2 separate regions of the Homo sapiens genome follow, and region 1 is linked to region 2. A link is a loop called in an ENCODE intact Hi-C map of the cell type or tissue named here. Cell type or tissue: CD14-positive monocyte. All regions are shown on one strand. Each heading gives the region's core, and the rest is flanking DNA. Links, peaks and the distances in the headings are about the cores only. Region 1 holds the start of TSPO (translocator protein). Region 2 has its middle 5.8 kb from the start of TTLL1.

Region 1 (8,320 bases), core at 189-8,188, 56 kb after region 2:
CAGAGGCAGGAGAATCCCTTGAACTCGGGAGGCAGAGGTTGCAGTAAGCCAAGATTATGCCACTGCACTCCAGCCTGGGCAATAGAGTGAGACTCTGTCTCAAAAAAAAAAAAAAAAAAAAAAAAAGAGAGAGAGAAAAAGGAAGTTAGAAAAACAGCCCTAGAGGCCCTACATTCTGAGTAATAGGAGTTCCAGAAAGGAAGTGATTGCTGCACAACATAAATTTGAAAAGAAAGAGAAGTGAGAAAATAGAGGGAAGGAAATCAAAGAAATAATCCAACTTCTGAAAAGTAAAGAATGAGCTTCCAGCGGGAAAGTGCCTGTTGAGTGCAGGCACAGTGGAGGAAATGAAGCTGGGTGTGTTGGAGCTCGCCTGTAGTCCCAGGTACTCGGGAGGCTGAGGGAGAATTGCTTGAGCCCGGGAGGCAGAGGTTGCAGTGAGCCGAGATCGTACCACTGCACTCCAGCCTGGATTACAGAGTGAGATGGTCTCAAAAAAAAAAAAAAAAAAAAAAATTAGTCCCACATAGGGGAATATCAGTGTGAAACTGCAGAACTCTGGGGCCCAAAATCTTAAAAACTTTCCAGGAAGAACAAAATCGGTTACATATAAAGGATCCACAGCGTGGCCGGAGCAGGATTGCTTGAGCCCAGGAGTTGGAAACTTGTCTGAGCAACATAGCGCGACCCTGTGTCTACAAAAAAATAAAAACAAAACAAAAAACAACCAAAGACTTCCGAAACAGAATGGCTTTAGCCTGCTCAACCGCAGTGTGGCAGCTGGCCAACAGCATCTCTTCATGATTCTGAAGGACAACGATCTGCAGCTCAGCCAAGCATCAGCCATCTATGGGGTAGGATGCAAGAATTCAGCAATGTTACCTTCCGGGCAGTCTTTCTCAAGAACTCCTGGAGGATAGGCTCAACACAAGCAAGGGGGGACCAAGAAAGAGGAAGATGTGAAATCCAGGAAATAAGGACCCATGCAGGAGGGGGCGGAGGTGGTGAAGAAAGACCCGGGCATGGTGTGTGTACTGGACCTGTGCAGCCTGTCCAGCGGGGAGCAGCGTGACTTGAGATGTGTTGAGAGCTGGCATTACCAACATCCCTACTGCCATGCTGCTCATTTAGGTACAGAATGCCCCACAAGCTTGGCCCAGATTCTTTTTTTTTTTTTGAGACAGAGTCTCACTCTGTTGCCCAGGCTGGAGTGCAGTGGCATGATCTCGGCTCACTGCAACCTCCACCTCCCGGGTTCAAGCATTCTCCTGCCTCAGCCTCCCGAGTAGCTGGGATTACAGGTGCCCGCCACCACACCCTGCTATTTTTTTGTATTTTTAGTAGAGACGGGGTTTCACCGTGTTAGCCAGGATTGTCTTGATCTCCTGACCTCGTGATCCGCCCACCTCGGCCTCCCAAAGTGCTGAGATTACAGGCTTGAGCCATTGCACCTGACGCTGGCCCAGAATCTTGCCTGCACCTGACTGGTCCCTATCACAGGCTGAGGAAGCCCTGTTCTCGCCCTGCTGCCTGGGTCTGCTGAGGACACATGGCTCACCTGACAGGCCTCACCTTGCTCCTGAGGTCTGAGCACCCTACTCCTCAGGGCACTGTGAGCTCAGAAGCAAGAGACAGAACAGCTCATGCCCCTGACCATTTCCTGCTGAATGCGCATGCCACAGCTGTGCTCAACGTCCTCACAGGGGAGCCCCACCCACAACCATGCCCTCTGCCTGCCCCAGAGGGGCCTCTTGTCAGTGCCCACAGAGGCCGGGCCCAGCCTGTACCCCAGGCGCTCAGCTGAGTTTATCTTCCCGGGAGTCTTCTGGCCTGGCCATGGTGCCTGTTCTGCCCCAGCTGGGGGTGTGCTGCCTCTCTGCACACATAGTACTCAGGGAAACACACCCGGGTGGGATTCATAAAACCCTAAAGGAAAGCAAGGGCGTGATCAACCCAAGTCAAAGTAAAGGTGATCTCTGGGGAGGGGAGGAATCGCTGGGGAGGTCACCAGGGCGCTCCTAGGACTCTCGTAATGTTCTGGTCATAACTGGGGAATGGGCACACCTGGTATTATTGTTGTAATGTGTACACGTGTGTGGTTTTTTTTTTTTTTTTTAAATTGAGTTTTGCTTTATCACCCAGGCTGGAGTGCAGAGGTGTGATCACGACTCACTGCAGCCTCCACCTCCCGGGTTAAAGTGATTCTCATGCTTCAGCCTCCCGAGTAGCTGGGATTAAAGGTGCCCGCCACAACGCCCAGCTAATTTTTGTATTTTTAGTAGAGATGGGGTTTCACCGTGTTGGCCAGGTTGGTCTCCAACTCCTGACCTGAAGTGATCTGCCTGCCTCGGCCTCCCGAAGTGCTAGGATTACAGGCGTGAGCCACTGCAACCAGCCACATGTGTGTCTTATTTTTATTTTATTTTATTTTTTGTTTTGTTTTTTTGAGAAAGAGTCTCACTGTGTCACCCAAGCTGGAGTGCAATGGCGTGATCTTGGCTCACTGAAACCTCCACCTCCCGGTTCAAGCGATTCTCCTGTGTCAGCCTCCTGAGTAGCTGGGATTACAGGCGCCTGCCACCATGCCCAGCTAATTTTTGTATTTTTAGTAGAGACTGGGTTTCACCATGTTGGTTAGGCTGGTGGCGAACTGCTGACCTCAGGTGATCCACCGGCCTCGGCCTCACAAAGTGCTGGGATTACAGGTGTGAGCCACCACGCCCGGCTAAGAAGGGATTTTTTTTTTTTTTTTTTGAGACGGAGTCTCGCTCTGTCACCAAGCTGGAGTGCAGTGGCACCGTCTCAGCTCACTGCAACCTCTGCCTCCTGGGTTCAAGAGATTCTCCTGCCTTAGCCTTCCAAGTAGCTGGGATTACAGGCACACACCACCATGCCCAGCTAATTTTTGTATTTTTAGTAGAGATGGGGTTTCACCATGTTGGCCAGGCTGGTCTCGAACTCCTGACCTAGTGATCCACCCACCTCGGCCTCCCAAAGTGCTGGGATTACAGGCATGAGCCACCGTGCCTGGCCAGAAGGAATTTTAAAAAAGAAAAAAAAAAAAAAAAACAAAGCTGCCAGGTGCGGTGGCTCACGCCTGTAATCCTAGCACTTTAGGAGGCCGAGGCAGTGGATCACTTCAGGTCAGGAGTTCGAGACTAGCCTGGCCAACATGGTGAAACCCCATCTCTACTAAAAATACAAAAATTAGCCGGGCATGGTGGCAGGCGCCTGTAATCCCAGCTACCGGGAGGCTGAGGGAGGAGAGAATCACTTGAACCCAGGAGGCAGAGGTTGCAGTGAGCCGAGATTGTGCCATTGTACTCTAGCCTAGGAGACAAGAGCGAAACTCCGTCTCAAAAAAAAAAAAAAAGAAACCCAGAAGAAAAAGATGAATGAAGAATGGAACCAAGCCTGGGTTATCCTTGTCTTCAGGCCAACACAGTAAAAAATAGATTTATGTATGTTTGTTTTTTAATAGAGGAAGAGGCTCACAAAGGCAAAAATGCCAGGTCCTAGGAAAGCCATACTGCAGCCTGGCTGGTCCCCAAGGAGGCTCCTGGCTTCTGTGTCTGGGTAGAAGTAGCCACAGTTCTCCTTGGACCCTGCAGGATCAGTTTGGGCCAACGTGGCTGGTTCAGGCTGATGGGGCGTTGCCAGGCTGAGTTGTCTGGAGGGAGCTGGGACAGCCTTGAACTGCAGCAAGACAGCCATAGTGCCAAGGGCCTGGGGCTGGACACACCCTGCATGGGAGTGGACCTGGGCAGCTGGAGGCCACCTCTGGGCTGTGATGATGGCAGCCTCCCCTCACTGAGCGCCGAGCATCTGAGGGGTGTCCTGCCTGCATCACCGCGTTGCGGCCTCATCAGTCCCACGACTTTGTGCCCATTTTACAGATGAGGAGATGGAGGCCCAGAGAGCCAGTCAGAAAGTGGCTGGGCCAGGACTAAGAGTGCAGCGCGCTGCCTCCGTGCCCTGCGTCAACAGCTCAAGGAACTGGGGTGCTCCGGAAATGGGGCCAAGGCTGCTGGGCAGCAGGACGCTCAGGGCCTTGGCCTCAGGAGAGGTAATTCCCCACTCGGAGATCGGTCTTGTTGCTGCATTTTATAGATGGGAAAAGTGAGGCTAGAAGAGACGACAAACGACACGCCGTTGGACACACGGCAACGTTTTAGATGTTGGGTCTGGCCGGGCGGCCGTCACCGGTCACCATGGGGAGGAGGAGGAGCCGAGAGACTTGCTCGCGGCCGGGGGGAGGCAGAAGCGCGTCCCGCGGGAGAGGTGGCTTTGAGGAGTGAGCTCCCGGTCCCGCGGGGACGCGAGTGGGCCCAGTGCCCGGGCTGCCAGGCGGGGCGGGGCGGGGCCGGGCGACTGAGAGGGGCGGGGCCTGGCGGCTGGGAGGGGCGGGGCGGATGCGGGGACAGCGGCCTGGCTAACTCCTGCCAGGCAGTGCCCTTCCCGGAGCGTGCCCTCGCCGCTGGTGAGTGAGGACGGGACGCGGAGGGGGCAGCGGGAAGTGGGGGCCCGCATGGCTGCGACTCTTGGCAGCGCCGCGGGACAGAGGGAAACTGAGGCCGGAGCCGCAGACTGGACACCCGAGGGGGCGACCCGGGGCAGCACTTGGGGCTCGGCTACCGGGTCAGGGGGCGGCGGGCAGCAGAGTCTGGGCCTCCGCGGCCGGGGTTCCAGCGCGGGCCGCCTCCGGCTGGGGGTTCGGGAGGGAAAACTTGGACAACCCTGCCACGCCCAGCCCTTGGCCGCGTGGCTTCTCCTGCAGGAAGCGCGGTCCCAGGAGTGGCCGACGCTCCCTCTCCTGCCCATTCCGCGGATGGGCAATCCCAGGCGGAACTCCCTTGAGGGTCTCAGAATATCTGGGAGACCTCGGGCTCTTGATCTCCGAGACACCCCGTTTCGTAGTGGAGAACAGTCCAGATCGGGGAAGTTTATTTTGCCCAAAGCCGGTTAGAGGCCCCCTGGCCCTCGATTCCCAGTGCGGGGCTCAGGTGCGTTGCAGCCTAGACGGGTCTTACTGTGAGCCGAGCAGCCTCTGGGACCTGTCTGCTTCCCCTACCCCTTGCAAAGAAGCCGGAGCCCAGGTAGGAGAAGCGGGGGCTTCCTGCTGTGAACGCGCTGCTGGCCAGGGCAGCTGCCAGAGGCCATGGCCTGGCGTGGGCCTGGAGCCCCTCTGGCCAGCCTGCCAGGGGCCAGGGCTACGGGATACCAGCAGCGTGCCCTGGGCTGGATGGCAGGAGAGACAGGACTTGAGGCTGTCCCAGAATGGGCTCAGGCAGGGCGAGGATATCAGGGGAGGTGGTGTACAGGAAGCAGCCGCCCAGCTTGCCTGGCACACAGCAAGCCCTGCCCATGAAGGCCTACTGCCAGAACAGTGGGCGAGGCCCGGCGTCTCTGTGGAGTCGGTGGGGCCCGGGACAGGGCAGCCTGAGGCAGGTTTCCACTGGCGGTGAAAGGGGCCGTGTGGCAAGGACAGGAGAGCCAGCCTCAGCCCAGCAGGGGAAGGCGGCCCCTGAGTCTCCACCTGGCTGCTGGCAGCCCCACAGGGAGGTTCGGCGAAACTGAGGCTTGCCAAAGAAGCCTTTGTCCAGAGTCACGCAGCTGGCGCGGTGGAGCCAGGGCCAGAACCCGTGCAGGCTGATCCCAGCCTGCCTTCTCCACTGTGCCCCGAGGACCACTTTCTTTCCTGGGAGTGTGTGTGTGCACATGTGCTGTGTCCTGTCGTCTGTACACACTTGTGCCTGGCGTGAGGCAGGATGTCTGGCTGGATCTACCAGAAAGTATTCACAGCGGGTTCTCCAGCTGGGGTGAGGGGCTTGGGCTCGCAGGGAGGGAGCCTACTTTTCACTTTAGCTTGCTTTCTTCCTTTCTTCCGTCCTTCCTTCCTCCCTCCCTCCCCTCCCCTTCCCACCCCTTCTTTCTCTTTCTTCTTTCTCTTTCTTTCTTTCTTTCCTTCCTTCCTTCTTTCCTTTCTCTTTCTCTTTTTTTCTTTCTTCCCCTTCCTTCCTTCCTTTCTTGTTTTTGTTTGTTTGTTTGAGACAGGGTCTCACTCTGGTATGCAGGCTGGAGTGCAGTGATGCAATCATAGCTCACTGCAGTCTCCTGCAGAACTCCTGGGCTCAAGCGATCCTCCCACCTCAGCCTCCCAAAGTGCTGGGATTACAGGCATGAGCCACTGTTCCTGGCTTATTTGTGTTTTCTTTTTTTTTTTTTTTTTTTTTTTTTTGAGACGGAGTCTCGCTCTGTCGCCCAGGCCGGACTGCGGACTGCAGTGGCGCAATCTCGGCTCACTGCAAGCTCCGCTTCCCGGGTTCACGCCATTCTCCTGCCTCAGCCTCCCGAGTAGCTGGGACTACAGGCGCCTGCCACCGCGCCCGGCTAATTTTTTGTATTTTTAGTAGAGACGGGGTTTCACCTTGTTAGCCAGGATGGTCTCGATCTCCTGACCTCATGATCCACCCGCCTCGGCCTCCCAAAGTGCTGGGATTACAGGCGTGAGCCACCGCGCCCGGCTTATTTGTGTTTTCTTTACTTTTGATGGTGCAAACAATGCTTGGATGTGCTCTCTGTTTAAAACGGTAGTCTTTTTTATTTTTTTTTTTAACCACTAGACCACTAGGGAAGTCATTCTTAATTTCTTATTTTTATTTATATATATATTTTTTGAGACGGTGTCTCGCTCCATTGCCCAGGCTGGAGTGCAGTGGCTCCAGCTGGGCTCACTGCAACCTCCGCCTCCAGAGTTGAAGTGATTCTCCTGCCTCAGCCTGGCTAATTTTTATATTTTTAGTAGAGATGGGTTTCACCATGTCGGCCAGGCTGTTTCTTTATTTTTTACTAAAAAAAAGTTTAACCCCCGAACCTCGAAGGAAAGGGAAGTAGTCTTTCTTAACAGAACCAATTCCCCCTGGATACCCCACCCTCACCCTACCCTCTCCCAGGCCACTCGATGGCCAGGTTCGCTGTGGATTTTTCCAGACCTGTGGGCTGTTTCACTGGTTACTTTTGTAATGAAAAATGCACACAAAGGTTACGATGAGGACGATTAGCCATGAATCATTTTTAAAAAGCCTGAAAACAAGTCCCTGGGACAGTGCTGGCTTCGTTGGAGAGACAAGGCTCAGGGGAGTGGGTGCAGCTGGGGGTCGGGGTGGGGATCAGAGAAGGGACACATTCCTTATTGTGTTTCTGGGTCGCCTTCTTTTTTTTTGTTTGCTTTATTTATTTATTTATTTATTTTGAGACAGAGTCTTGCTCTGTTGCCCAGGCTGGAGTGCAGTGGCGTAATCTTGGCTCACTGCAACCTCCTCCTCTCGGGTTCAAGCAATTCTCTTGCCTTAGCCTTCTGAGTAGCTGGGATTACAGACGTGCGCCACCACACCAGGCTAGTTTTTTATTTTTAGTAGAGACGGGGTCTCACCATGTTGGCCAGGCTGGTCTCGAACTCCTGACCTGAGGTGATCTGCCTGCCTCAGCCTCCCAAAGTGCTGAGATTACAGGTGTGAGCCACCGTTCCTGGCCTTCTGGGTCACCTATAGGGAGGTCTCCAAGAACAGAAAGACACCCTGAAACCCACTGGCTCGACCACCACCTCATAGATGGGGACACAGAGGCTCAGGAGATGAGATACCTTGGGGCAGCGATGGGTCTGGGGTCTTCGGGCCAGGAGTGAAGCCTCACAAGACCTGGAGACCCTGGGTCCCACCCTCAGTGGGGAAGGGCTCAGATTCTGCAGGGCCCGATGCTCTGTGGGGGCTGGGATGTTGCCGCGGCAGGTGGAGAGAGTGATGCTACTGGCCCTGAGAGAACCTTCTGGCACCGTTCAGAGGTGGGGTGGAGTGGCCTGCGGGTCCAATCCTGGCGCCGCAGGCTCTATGAGCCCTGTTTCAGATGAGGAAGGAGGCTGAGACGGGCGGTGACACAACTCCTGGCAAGTGGTCACGCGGCCCAGAGCAGCCCGGCAGACACCCAGCTCAAAGGGAGGGGTGGGGTGGGTTTTGGAGTCACTCGGACCTAGAAAGTTCTGTGACTTCTCATGTCTCAGTTTCCTCATCTGGAAAATGGGACCAGTCACGAGTCCACCATGGAGGCCGAGTGGGCCGTGTGGCTCAGGGAGAAGCAGCTGGTCCCCTGTGGCTGCTGTGGGGACTGAACAAGGCGGTGACCGTCGGGATGAGCACGGACTCCACCACGCAGGCCCCTGCCTACCAGAGGCCTGTGCACAACCAGAGCTGAGCAAGGCTTGGAACCTTCTCCTGCCTCTACGTCCTGCGCCCTCTACCCTGCCCCGATCTTGCCCCTGTTTTGG
Region 2 (8,320 bases), core at 58-8,057:
TGAAACCCCGTCTTTACTAAAAATACAAAAATTTGCCGGGCATGGTGGTGCGCACTTGTAATCCCAGCTACTTGGGAGGCTGAGGCAGGAGAATTGTTTGAGCCTGGGAGACAGAGGTTACAGTGAGCCGAGATCGCACTATTGCACTCCAGCCTGGGCAACAGGGCGAGACTCCGTCTTAAAAAAAAAAAAAGAACTTTAAGATGGCGACAGCAGCATTAAACTAACTTCAGGGCTTGTCTGAGCACGGGGTCCTATGGTTCTGTACAGGTCACAGGCCCATGAGGCTGGCCTTACCCTAAGAAGCTGGCCACAGCTCCCCTCAATGAATCCCCACAAGAACTCTGCTGAGTTAATGGTGTTATCACCACTTTTTAAAAAATAGTGGTAAATTGGCCGGGCGCAGTGGCTCACGCCTGTAATCTTAGCACTTTGGGAGGCCGAGGTGGGCGGATCATGAGGTCAAGAGATCGAGACCATTCTGGCCAACATGATGGAAACCCGTCTCTACTAAAAATACAAAAATTAGCCGGGCATGATGGCACACGCCTGTAGTCCCAGCTACTCAGGGAGCTGAGGCGGGAGAATCGCTTGAACCTGGGAGGCAGAGGTTGCAGTGAGCTGAGATCACACCACTGCACTCCAGCCTAGCGACAGAGCGAGACTCTGTCTAAAAACAAAAAAAAGAAAAAGTGGTAAAATATGTATAACATAAAACTTAACCATCTTAGCCATTTTTAAATGTACAGTTCAGTGATGTTAAATATATTCACGTTGTGCAATCAGTCTCCAGAACTTTATCCTCTTGCTAAACTAAAACTCTTTACCCATTGAACACAATTCCCCATCCTTCCTTCCCCAGCCCCTGGTAACTGCCTTTCTACTTTCTGTCTTAATGAATTAGACTCCCTAAGTACCTCATCTAAGTGGAATCTGGGCCAGGCACAGTGGCTCATGCCTGTAATCCCAGCATTTTGGGAGCCTGAGGCAGGAGGATTGCCTGAGCCCAGGAGTTTGAGACCAGCCTGGGCAACATAGGGCGACCTCGTCTCTGCAAAAAAAAAAAAAAAGAAGAAGAAGAAGAAAGAAAGAGAAGGAAGGAAGGGAGGGAGGGAGGGAAGAAAGGGTTCGCTGCTGCTCTCTGAGCTTCGCCGTGCTATCAATGGATGACAAGAAGAACGAAGACACCGGAAAGTCGCTAAGAAAGACAAAGATTCAGTGAACAAATCTGGGGGCAGGGCCCAAAAGAAGAAGTGGTTCAAAGGCAAAGTCCGGGACAAGCTCAATAACTGAGTCGTGTTTGACAAACCTACCTATGACAAACTCTGTAAGGAACTTCCTAACCATAAACTTATAAGCCCTGCTGTGGTCTCTGAGAAACTGAAGATTCGAGGCTTCCTGGCCAGGGCAGCCCTTCAGGAGAACCTTAGTAAAGGACTTAACAAACTGGTTTCAAAGCACAGAGCTCAAGTAATTTACATCAGAAATACCAAGGGTGGAGATGTTATAGCTGCTGGTGATGATACATGAACAGGTCCAACCAACTGTACATTTGCAAAAATAAAACTTTATTAAATCAAAAAAAGAGGCCAGGCGCGGTGGCTCATGCCTATAATCCCACACTTTGGGAGGCCGAGGTGGGTGGATCACCTGAGCTCAGGAGTTCGAGACCAGCCTGGCCAACATGGCGAAACCCCGTCTCTACTAAAAATACAAAACTTAGCAGGGCATGGTGGCATGTGCCTGTAGTCCCAGCCACTAGGGGGGCTGAGGCAGGAGGATCGCTTGAACCCAGGAGGCGGAGGTTGCAGTGAGCCAAGATCATGCCACTGCACTCCAGCCTGGGCGACAGAGTGAGACTCCATCTCCAAAAAAAAAAAAAAAAAGAAAGAAAAAGAAGAAAGGAAGAAAGTAGAATCATACAGTATTTGTTATTTATTTATTTATTTATTTTTAGAGAGGACGTCTTGCTCTGTGGCCCATGCTGGGTGCAGTGGCAGGATCATAGCTCACTGTAACCTTGAGCTCTGGACCTCAAGTGATCCTCCTTCCTCAGCCTCTAGAGCAATTAGGACTACAGGCATGTGCCACCACACTCAGCTAATTTTTGTCTTTTTGTGACTGGCTTATTTCATGTAGCATAATGCCCTCAGGTTCATTCCTGTTGTAGTATGGATTTCCTTTTTTTTTTTTTTTAAGGCTGAAAACATTTCATTGTATGTTTTTAAGGCATTTAAAAAAATCCAGGGCGGGGGGAGGGGGGAGGGATAGCATTAGGAGATATACCTAATGTAAATGACGATTTAATGGGTGCAGCACACCAACATGGCACATGTATACGTATGTAACAAACCTGCACGTTGTGCACATGTACCCTAAAACTTAAAGTATAATTAAAAAAAAAAAATCCAGGGCCAGGCTTGGTGGCTCATGCCTATAATCCCAGCTCTTTGGGAGGCCCAGGCAGGCAGATCACCTGAAGTCAGGAGTTCAAGACCAGCCTGGCCAACGTGGCAAAACCCCGTCTCTATTAAAAATACAAAAATTAGCCGGGCATGGTGGCGGGCGCCTGTAATCCCAGCCACTCGGGAGGCTGAGACAGGAGAATCACTTGAACCCAGGAGGCGGAGATTGCAGTGAGCCGAAATCATGCCACTGCACTCCAGCCTAGGGGATAGAGCGAGAACCCGCCACCCAAAAAAAAAAAATCCATTCATCAGTTTCTACCTTTTGGCTATTGTGATTAATGCTACTATGAACACGGGTGTATATCTGAGACCCTGCTTTTAATTCTTTTTTTTTTTCTTAATAACTGAGATCAGGTCTCACTATGTTGCCTAGGCTGTCTCCAACTCCTGGGCTCAAGTGATCCGCCTGCCTTGGCCTTCCAAAGTGGTGGCATTACAGGCATGAACCACCACCCCAGGCTCCTTGCTTTCAGTTATCTGGGGTATGTACCCAGCGTGAGACTGCTGGATCATGTAGGAATTCTATATTGAACTTTCCGAGGACTCTCCATAAGGTTTTCCACAGCAGCTGCACCATTTCACATTCCCACCAACAGTGCCAGAGTTCCAATTCCTCCACATCCTGGACAATACCTGTTATCTTCTATTTTTTGATAGCAGTTATTCTAACGGGTGTGACATCCTCCCTGCCTTGTAAATATGGGAACTGAAGCTTGAAGGTGGTGAGTAACTTGCCCAAGGCCAGGCAGCAATCACTACAGCAGTCATCGTCACTGGGCAGATGTCTCAACACATCAGCCCCACTCACACTGCCACCAGGAGGCCAGCTCGCCGCTGTCACAGTGCCAGCCAATAGCACACACAAGTACTTCACCTTCGCTCCAGTCTGATGCTCCCTGAGGCCAACAGGAGCCCTCAGGCACGCCCCATGCCACTGCAGCCCCCTGGCCAGCCAGCTGGACCCGAACCTGCCTAGACCTGGCCATGCTCCTCCCCATGCTGCCCCACCCTCAGCCTCTAGCAGCCTTGCCCCCTTCTCCCCCACTTCCCACCACAGGCCCTGACTTCCCAGGGTCTCTGTCCCCTCCTCCCTCCCCCTTGCAGCATGGAGGTGGGAAGGCTGCCTCTTCTCCAGGTGAAAGAACCAGGTGCTCTCGGGATCTCTCCTTATCCTCCTTGCCCATTTACCTGAGCACCTAGAAGGATTAGGGAGAGGCCAGACAGCTGGGCCTCAGGCTCTGGCTTTGTCAGGCCCTTTTCTAGCCCCAAGGGGCTGAGGCCCAGAGCGCAGGCCTCCTGGCCTAGGGCCAAAGGGTGGAGTCCCTGGGGGCTCAGAGAACAATAAGAAAGCCAGCCGGGTGCAGTGGCTCACACCTGTAATCCCAGCACTGTGGGATGCTGAGACAGGTGGATTACCTGAGGCCAAGAGTTTGAGATCAGCCTGGCTAACTTGACGAAACCCTGGCTCTACCAAAAATACAAAAAATTAGCCAGGCGTGGTGGCACGTGCCTGTAATCCCAGCTACTCTGGAGGCTGAAGCACGAGAATTGCTTGAACCTGGGAGGCGGAGGTTGCAGTGTGCCGAGATTGCACCATTGCACTCCAGCCTGGGCAACAGAGGGAGACTCAGTCTCAAAAAAAAAAAAAAAAAGAAAAGAAAATAATCTTCAATCCCCAGAGCTGGTGGGAGACGAGGGCCGCCCCTACCTGTTATTCCTCCAAGAACCGCCCACAGGGTGGCTGTTTGTTTCCCTTGGGGGGCCTGGCTTTCCATTCCCTCCTTCTCTCCCCCTTCCCTTCTCATCCATTTCCACCCCTTTGCCCTCCTGCTGGGCAACCAAGTCCCCCGTGCCCCAGTTCCCCAGTCCTGGGGACCCAAGTGTCCACCCAGGTAAAGCCGAGGAGGTGTCCGGTCAGGGAAGGTTAAAGGACAATAACAAAAGTACCGACTGGTACCCCAGAGAGCCTCCCCACAAGTGGACTTCGAGTGCTTAACCTCTGCTCGCTCCTGCTCTTTACAATGGAGTTAATAATAGAACCAGCTTCCCGGGGCAGCTGTGACGATCAGATGAGACCATGCCAGTGACCGTGCTCAGCATGCAGCCCGCACAGAGGGCAGCTCCTAGGAAGACTGTTCATGATCAATCAAGGGGAAGCTGCTCAGAGAGGACCGCATGCCCAGAGTGTGAGAGTGTGTGTGAGTGTGAGTATATGTGGGTTGTGTGTGAGTGCATGGGTGTTGTGTGTGTGTGTTATTGTGTGTGTGGTGTGTTTGTGTGAGTGTGAGAGTGTGTGTGAGTGTGAGTGTGTGTTGTGTGTGAGTGTATGTGTGTTGTGTGTGTGAATGAGTGTTATTGTGTGTGTGGTGTGTTTGTGTGAGTGTGAGAGTGTGTGTGTGGTGTGTGTGTGTGTGTGTGAGAAATGGGAAAGTTCTTCAAAGATTATAAAAAGTCACAATTTCTTACTGTAAGATTGCTATCCACTATATATATATATATAGTGTCCTATCAGCTGTCCTAGCTTGCTCCGGCATGCCTGGACAGAACTAGACAAGCCCCAGCCGGGCCGGGTGCGGTGGCTCAGGCCTGTAATCCCAGCACTTTGGGAGGCCGAGGCGGGTGGATCACGAGGTCAGGAGATGGAGACCATCCTGGCTAACATGGTGAAACCCCATCTCTACTAAAAATACAAAAAATTAGCCTGGGAGGTGGCAGGCGCCTGTAGTCCCAGCTACTCGGGAGGCTGAGGCAGGAGAATGGCGTGAACCCAGGGGGCGGAGTCTGCAGTGAGGCGAGATTGTGCCACTGCATTCCAGCCTGGGTGACAGCGAGACTCCGTCTCAAAAAAAAAAAAAAAAAAAAAAAAAAGAATAGAAAGCCCCAGCCCATAGTGCGTCCCATTCCTTATTTGGAGATGCTCCCTTAACTATCCCTGGGCAACTTCCTTTTCTTTCTTTGTTCTGTCCCCCTTACCCAATTAAAACGTTTTAAACCAATAGCCAATCGAGTAAAGTGTAAAATGTGAGGTCCTATTCCAGCCAATGGAAACTGGACACAGCAGTAGGGTAGATGCGTTAGGTTATAAATAACAGTCTCCTTCGCTCAGTGTGCTCTCGTGGCTGAGCAGCTATTGAGCAGCGCCCTTTCTGCAGAAAGTAAAGCGCACCTTGCCGAGAGATCATTTGTTTCTGTGTTAATTTTTTTTGTGTGTGACACCAAAAACTTCATTCCCAACACATGTGAGTGACTGTGTGTGTATGTGTGTGTTCACCCCACCCACAGCAGGACCCAAGGTTGGTGGGGAGGGTTGGGACAAGGGGCTTGAAGCTGGAAGGGACTAGAGCTCCTCCCCAACCCCCTGCTAAGCAGCACCCAGCACAGACAGCAGAGGCCCCAGCTGAGGAAGATGGGGCTGATCTTCCCGGGAGCTGGGTCCTGCACGCTCTCCCACGGCCCAGTGAGACGCAGAAACGGATCCTTTGTCCGACTTCCTCCAGATTGCCTGGGGTTGGACCCCTGCAAGCCAGGAGGAGCCAGCGGCTTCCAGAGGGGATCTGAGTCCAGGTCTGGAGGCCTCTGTGTTTGGTGCTCTTTCTTTTGTATCAGCTGGATGGTGGAGGAGGAAGGCAGAGGTGTGTGGGTGAGGGGTTGTGGATAGCGGAGCCTGGGAGGTGGGGTGCAGGTAAGGGAGGCTCAGGGAGCCCAGGCAGCACAGAGCCCGTCTTACGGGGCTGACCAGTCACCGGTCTGCTGCTCTCACCTGCCTGGAGAGGCTCTACTCTGTACCCCAGAGACCTACATGGGCCTGGCCTTGAAACATGACCAGTAAGGCCTGTGAAGGATGGAGGGAAGAACTGCACCCTATAACGAGCAGGCAGCTAGGACCCCCAGACTCCTCTCAGGCCTGGGTCCTCCTGGGATGCAGCAAGACTGCCTCAGAAGAGATCTGAGCTGGGCGCGGTGGCTCACGCCTGTAATCCCAGCACTTTGGGAGGCCGAGGCAGGGAGATCACCTGAGGTTGGGAGGTCAAGACTAGCCGGACCAACATGGAGAAACTTCATCTCTGCTAAAAATAGCTGGGCGTGGTGGCACATGCCTGTAGTCCCAGCTACTCGGGAGGCTGAGGCAGGAGAATCACTTGAACTCGGGAGGTGGAGGTTGCGGTGAACCGAGATTGCACCATTGTACTCCAGCCTGGGCAACAAGAGCGAAACTCCGTCTCAATAAATAAATAAATAAAAAGGCCAGGCGCGGTGGCTCACGCCTGTAATCCCAGCACTTTGGGAGGCCGAGGCGGGCGGATCACGAGGTCAGGAGATCGAGACCATCCTGGCTAACATGGTGAAACCCCATCTCTACTAAAAATACAAAAAATTAGCAGGCGTGGTAGTGGGCGCCTGTAGTCCCAGCTACTTGGGAGGCTGAGGCAGGAGAATGGCGAGAACCCAGGAGGCGGAGCTTGCAGTGAGCTGAGATCGTGCCACTGCACTCCAGCCTGGGTGACAGAGCGAGACTCCATCTAAAAAAATAATAATAATAAAAAAAATAAATAAAAGAAGAAGAAGAAGAGAGCTGAACCTCTGATCCTCTTCACTGGACCTAAGCTCGGCCCTCCAGGTCCCTGGGCCTTGGTTTCTCCATCAGGAAGGAGCCATGCACCCCACCTTGCAATGCTGTTGAGGAGGCAGAATTGAAGACAGCAAACTGTGCCAGGAATGTGGGTCTTGACTTCAGTGAGCCCTCCTTGCTCCCTCCGTCAGGCGCACTGCACACCTCACCCCCAGACAGCGCCGGAGGCAGTACTCACAGCTGAGGGAGCCAGGGAAGGGCAATGGGGCAACAGGAAGGCAGGGTGGTGTTGGCGAGAGATGGCGGAAGAGTTCCTGCTGGGCTTATGTAGTCCCAACATTTTTGGAGGCTGAAGCAGGACGATTGCTTAAGCCCAGTAGTTGGAGGCTGCAATGAGCTATAATGGCACCACTGCTCTCCAGCCTGAGCCACAGAGTGAGACTCTGTCTCAAAAAAAAGAAAAAAAAAGTTTCTGTCAATCATTTAAGCTCCCAGCCCCAACAGGAAAGGCAGGAAAATGAGAACTAAGGTCTGGTTTACATCAGGACGTCCACTTGACCCCACAGCAGTCCCTTTTAGGTTTTCCCTGTTTAGCACAGAAGGAACCTGAGGCTCACAGACATGTAGAGGCTGGCCCAGGCCCAGAGCTTGTCTGGGGCCAACACAGTCCTGGCCCGGACCCTGTAGAATATCTGCCTGGTCCAGCTGGGCACGGTGTCTTATGCCTGTAATCCCAGCACTTTGGGAGGCCGAGGTGAGTGGATCACGAGGTCAGGAGATCAAGACCATTCTGGCCAACATGGTGAAACCCCGTCTCTACTAAAAATACAAAAATTAGCTGGGCATGGTGGTGCGTGCCTGTAATCCCAGCTACTCAGGAGGCTGAGGCAACAAGAGCGAAACTCCGTCTCAAAAAAAAGAAAAAAAAAGAAAGAAAGAAATTGAAACTTGGACACACCTGAGTTCAAACTGGGGTTGTGCAGGAGGGCTGACCCTGGCTGAAGTCAGCTTCCGCGTCTGTGAAATGGGCTCATGCTACACACTTCACCAGGTTAGAGAGAAGCAGAAAAATAACACTAACCCTGCAAATGCTTCACAGGCAGCTGAGACAAGGGCTTCCACCCACCTCCAGGTTCCAGGTTCCCACTGGGGCCTCCTGTCTGGAATTCTCTAGCCCCTGCAGTTCCCGGCCTTACCCCCTGCAGCCAACTTGGCTGGTAGCTCCCTTCCTTCCGAGGCAAAGAGCCAGGCTAGCTTTTGCTGCTACATGTCAACACTCAGA

What was found. Peaks named below come from ENCODE experiments on the same cell type or tissue, not always from the same donor. Only the 100,000 strongest peaks of a DNase experiment are listed, where the experiment ranks them.
Region 1: it touches region 2 in a loop (6-fold over the local background); 10 of 110 quality-filtered maps call a loop at or near these places.

What each region holds. Positions count from the first base shown.
Region 1 is chr22:43,147,125-43,155,444 of GRCh38, forward strand. It overlaps TSPO (translocator protein), which reads left to right and starts at 4,435. Exons shown (of 4, transcript NM_000714.6): 1 at 4,435-4,480. RefSeq lists enhancers at 768-977, 5,028-5,127 and a silencer at 4,187-4,406. In CD14-positive monocyte, for the core only: no CTCF peak of the experiment used is centred there; DNase peaks (open chromatin) are centred at 197, 957, 1,667, 7,967 and 2 weaker places; H3K4me3 peaks cover 6,529 bases; H3K27ac peaks cover 6,111 bases.
Region 2 is chr22:43,091,004-43,099,323 of GRCh38, forward strand. It overlaps the pseudogene RPS25P10. Among named protein-coding and RNA genes, the nearest start is that of TTLL1, 5.8 kb to the left of the region's middle. In CD14-positive monocyte, for the core only: a CTCF peak has its summit at 3,287 (motif pointing left); DNase peaks (open chromatin) are centred at 1,298 and 3,248; H3K27ac peaks cover 1,427 bases.